Regions from separate parts of the Mus musculus genome. Here region 2 is linked to region 1. Evidence: chromatin loops called from intact Hi-C (ENCODE). Cell type or tissue: heart. All regions are shown on one strand.

The links. A loop is a pair of places that touch in the nucleus more often than their neighbours do. Peaks named below come from ENCODE experiments on the same cell type or tissue, not always from the same donor. Only the 100,000 strongest peaks of a DNase experiment are listed, where the experiment ranks them.
Region 2: it touches region 1 in a loop (2.1-fold over the local background); 1 of 42 quality-filtered maps calls a loop at or near these places.

What each region holds. Positions count from the first base shown.
Region 1 is chr19:41,932,332-41,934,831 of GRCm38, reverse strand. It overlaps Exosc1 (exosome component 1), which reads left to right and starts at 1,518. Exons shown (of 8, transcript NM_025644.4): 1 at 1,518-1,580; 2 at 1,668-1,783. The coding sequence starts at 1,550. It overlaps Zdhhc16 (zinc finger, DHHC domain containing 16), which reads right to left and starts at 1,387. Exons shown (of 11, transcript NM_023740.3): 1 at 1,167-1,387; 2 at 1-94. In heart, a CTCF peak has its summit at 1,443; a DNase peak (open chromatin) is centred at 1,421; H3K4me3 peaks cover 2,500 bases; H3K27ac peaks cover 1,284 bases.
Region 2 is chr19:42,143,301-42,145,800 of GRCm38, reverse strand. No RefSeq gene overlaps it. Among named protein-coding and RNA genes, the nearest start is that of Marveld1, 2.8 kb to the left of the region's middle. In heart, a CTCF peak has its summit at 1,077 (motif pointing left); a DNase peak (open chromatin) is centred at 1,060; H3K27ac peaks cover 364 bases.

The DNA.
Region 1 (2,500 bases):
ATGCAGAACAGGAAAGGCTGGCAGCTGTACAGGAGCCAGCAAAGACACTCTCACCAATGTGATAACACCCAAGTATTTGCTGCGCTCATCCTTTCTGATTAACAAAGAAATAAAACCAGTATTAGAATCATAGCTCTAGAGATCAATAACCTAGAGGACAAATCAAACCGGAAATCAAACCCGTAAAATGGAAAGCTTGTGGTGCCTATCAACTCTGAGTGAACAGAGTGAGACCAGGACCCTCTCCCCTCAGCCTAATGGGATATCAGGATAATGACGAGGCTAGAAAAAGACGTATTAAATGGGCCACAAGTGAAAAAGTTTTCCCTCAGGAAACAGAGAAAAAGCAAAGTCGTATTTACATCTAAATGTGGCGGGAAGGCACGAATGACCTGAATGCACGGAGGAGGAATAAAGCCAGCATAATTTCTCCACACTCCAAGTACTGCCACCTCTCAGTAGGACCCACAGGCCACAGTGGCCATCTGCCACCAGATTAGAGATTAGCAGGCAAGAGCACTCCCCTAAATCACCATCTGTATCTCAAAGAAGCCTGGCTGACAGGGAGGGAAGGGGAGAGAGCAATAAACTCCAGAGCCAATAGATGAAAGTGAGATCAAAGTCATGGCAAATTTCATCCGGAAAAAGCTGCTGCTCCCGGAACCTTTGCCACCTCAAGCTGATGTCAGATATCAATAAAGCACAATATTCTATTAATGAAGGCTTCTTTCCCGGCTAACATGCTAAAAGGGAAAAAAAAGCAAAAGGAATGCTATGCTAACGTCAAGCTGCTCATTCATAGTTAAGGAGCTCACACTCTATAGAGTATCTGCCTGCAAGAGAAGAAACTGTCGTTCTACAAAACTAGAAAAAGGTTGTGTCTCCAGGTGCAGCAGGGTCCATCTATGATGGGCTCAGGTCCAAAAAAAAAAAAAAAATCGGCTTAAGCTTGGGCTGTCTCGAACCAACTTCGACACTTTGTTGTACAAAGCAAACCTGGATCTGAGTCTTCAAACTCATGAAATGGGCGAGTTGGGGCTGAAAATGCGTTCGGACCTAGGAGGACGCATCCACGCAGGGCAGGTCGTAGAGAGATCAGGAACTTAACTTAAAGGCCTGGACACCGGGACTCGGATGGGAAGCAAGAACCGCGCCTTTACTCTTACCTGCCTCCTGCCAGCTTCTCAATCAGCCAGATTAGGCCCAGTCTCCCTGTCCGCCACCCACTGCCTCCCCTTCCAGCTCAGGACCCAGGCCGGGCCGAGCTAAGGCTGACCCACCATGGCCCTCAGCCCACAGCGCTAGCCAGCGGACCGGGACCCGCCGCCCGCCCATCACCACCCAGCTGCGCAGGCGCGAGGCCCGGAGCCCGCAAAGGCACGCCCAGAGATCTGTCCCGGGGCAGCCTGGGAAATGGAGTCAGACCTCGCTCTTACACCCCGTGCGGTCGAAGGCGCCAATTGGTACTCGTGTAACTGCGAGGCCGCTCCTCTAGCTGACCAATGAGAAGTCGTCTTGGTTCTCATCCGGGTTGTGGATGGTGGCAAGCATGGCACCACCGGTGAGGTACTGCATCCCCGGTAAGTGAGCGGTCTCCGCACGCAGTTCCAGGCTGTGTGGCAACCAGCTTCTGGGAGCCCGTGGCTGAGGCAGCTTGTCTTCTGCAGGCGAACGTCTGTGTAACTTGGAGGAAGGCAGCCCCGGCAGCGGCACCTACACCCGGCATGGCTACATCTTTTCGTCGCTGGCTGGCTGCCTGATGAAGACCAGCGAGAATGGCGCGGTAAAGGAAGCGGCTACCCAGCGCGCGTTCCCTCTCCGGGTGCCGTTGAGTTCCGGTCCTTGGGCACAGGCAGAGCGGGCGGACGCGTCTTTGGTGGCTCAGCCGCAGAACGCTTTGGTCTCCCGGCTGTGATCTCTGCGCTGTGCTGAAGCACACCGGCCGCACACCCGTTAGGTTAATCTGACTTAAGTTCTGTGGATGCACACAGAAGGAAGTGGAGGGAAAAGCACGCAAATGTAAGAGTAGCCCAGCCAGCCGAGAGCTTCCTCACGTGGTACATCTCGACTACCCCTCCGCTTTCATGTGTCCCACGTCACTGACATCAATGTAGTAATGCTGGCGATTTCCAGTGTCTTAGTGCACTAAGCTCGCTCTTGTCGCGAAGCCTGTGCAATTCACGTGTCGTCTATCTGGAACACACTCCTGCTCAACCCCTTTATTTAATCGGTTTTTTTAGTTGTTTTTTTTTTTTCCCAGAGAAGCCCTTCTGGACCTTCTGACTAAAAAAAAGTGGGTTTGGTGGCAGAAGGATCGATATGCCCAAGAATCTCCCTCCAGGGCACTTATTTAAATGTTACTCTTGATCACTAGATTCTTGCCCAACTAGACATTTAAGTGGAGCCACGATTGGTGGTACACCAGCGTATCCCCAGCTTCTAACAGGCACAGATAAAAGCAATCGTTGATACATGTAAGACGATAAAAAATAAATAAAAA
Region 2 (2,500 bases), 210 kb before region 1:
CTTCTTGCCATGACACTGTAACAAGAGTTTTAGTGGTAAGGGTATCTCTTCACAGCCATAAAACCCTAACTAAGACACTAAGCAAGCCACATTTGCCTACAGGACAATGCCTGCATCAAACCACAGCTGATCATACACTTCAGAGTCCCATCCCCTTGGCCTGGAACAGTAGGTGCCCTTCCCTGCAGCCTGGTTCCCCTTTGAAGAAAAAAACTTTGGCCTGTCACTGCCACCCCAGTACATACTACTCAAGAAAGCTCCAGATGCATATTATAAATGCTTAAATTGTGGTGTGTAGCATACCCACACAAGACAGCATAGCCTTTCTTACTTGAGTTCTGTCCCTTAGCAACCAGCAAGTGCCAACACTTGAGAACAAGAGTGAGTTCTTCACTCCATTGCTCACTCCATCGTCGGGCACGGAGGAGGGGTTTCCCAGCCCTCTGTGCCTGATTACTTCATCTGTAAAATAATTTCATGCAGCAAGCAGACAATGAGAGCTTATTAAACACTGAGCACCATTTTAGAGGCCAGGGATGTAAGATATGTGTGGTTTGGGGAAGGGGATGTTTATTGTGCTAGACCCCGTGGAAGAAGTTGTATTTACTGCTCCTGGTGATGGTGTTCTGAGCTCTGACCCACCAATAGGGACCAAGAGTGGGTTCAGAGCGTTGAAGCAGTTGACCTTGTTTCAGGAGCTGCTAGGGCACAGATGAAGATGACTTCTCATCCACAATCCTAGCACTTTTATATATTTCTCATGTTCTGTTTACAGCTACACTGGCAGGGACCCAGAAAAGTGACGCAGAGTCTGTGTCCCACTGGAAAATCCAGACCTGTATGTTCTGATCCTAACTTAGCAGCCCCTGGAACGATGTGCTTAGTGCCCTTGCCTATGGCTGAGACTCTAAAGTGCATCTAGCAGTTGAATCTGGATGCTGGACCGCTGAAGGGAGCAGGGAGCCTATTAACATTAGGAGGAAGGAAAGAATTCTTCCATCTTAAAAAAAAAAAAAAAAAAAAAAAAAGGCAGCAGGAGATGTGTGGGTTAGGGCGCCACCTGGTGGACATGAACTTTCAGCTTCAAGCGTCTCCACTGGGCTCCTTACATGGAAGAGTTCTTTCAAAAGCTTTGGGACGATATTTTTAGCTTCTGGAATCTTGAAAACATTCTAAAAGGAGGCGGAACAGACTCTCTGGAAAAGTGTAAGTATACAGTTTTAGAGAAAAGCTTTGATTCTGTCCTACTCAATAAATCTAAGCACCTTCCAGATACAAACACAGAATGTCAGAAGGAAGAGGACTTTTTTTTTTTTTTTTTTTTTTTTTTTGAGATAGGGTTTCTCTGTGTAGCCCTGGAACTCACTCTGTAGAACAGGCTGGCCTCGAACTCAGAAATCCGCCTGACTCTGCCTCCCAAGTGCTGGGATTCAAGGTGTGCGTCACCACTGCCCGGCGGAAGAGAGTTTATTCCTGTTCTCAAGTGTTGGCACTCACTGGTTGCTAAGGGACAAAAGAGGTCAAGGAAAGGAAGGTTATAAGCAAACCACAAAAGAGGAGGGAGTTTTGACAGGACGACTGGGGAATTTTCAGTCACAAGTGTCATAGAGGGTGGGTAGTACTCAGACAAGAGGAAACTGAAGACAAACTTTGGGTGGGGCTATCCCCAGGGGGCTCTGAGCTTGCTGGAGTCTCCCCTGGGTATACCCAGAATATAAGACCATGGCACATATATGACCCCTCTTTGTGTGTACGCAGCCTGCAACCTGGGGATAAGGCAATTCGTTTCTCCATAGAGGAGGAGAGTTTTGCAGTTAAGTGACTTGATTGTTGTTGTTGTTGCTGCTGTTGTTGTTTTGTTGTTGTTGTTGTTTTTTCAAGACAGGTAGCCCTGGCTGTCCTGGAACTCACTTTGTAGACCAGGCTGCCCTTGAACTCAGAAATCCACCTGCCTCTGCCTCCCGAGTGCTGGGATTAAAGGCGTGCGCCACCACGCCCGGCTTAAGTGATTTGTTAATCCAGTCCCTCACAGGGTCCCCAGGCCACAAGCAGCCTGAACTCTGGATAGGAGCAGGAGCTAGGGACAAAAGTCTGGGCCTGGGGGCTGGTGAGATGGCTCAGTGGGTAAGAGCACCTGATTGCTTTTCCGAAGGTCCGAAGTTCAAATCCCAGCAACCACATGGTGGCTCACAACCACCGGTAATAAGATCTGACTCCCTACTGATCCATTTCTCTAGCCCTGTGTCAATTATATATTTTTTATTTTATTTATTTATTATATGTAAGTACACTGTAGCTGTCTTCAGACACTCCAGAAGAGGGAGTCAGAACACCCCTGGGGTCTCTTCTTGATGGCAAGACATCAGGGGCAACAGTGAGCACCTGGGGACCTTGTGGTCTGGTTAGCTAACATCCCATGGAGTGGGCAGGCGGTGGGATAAGACTGCTATTCAAATTCCTTTTCCAGCTGTCCAGGCCCAGACTTTTTTTTTTGAGTCTT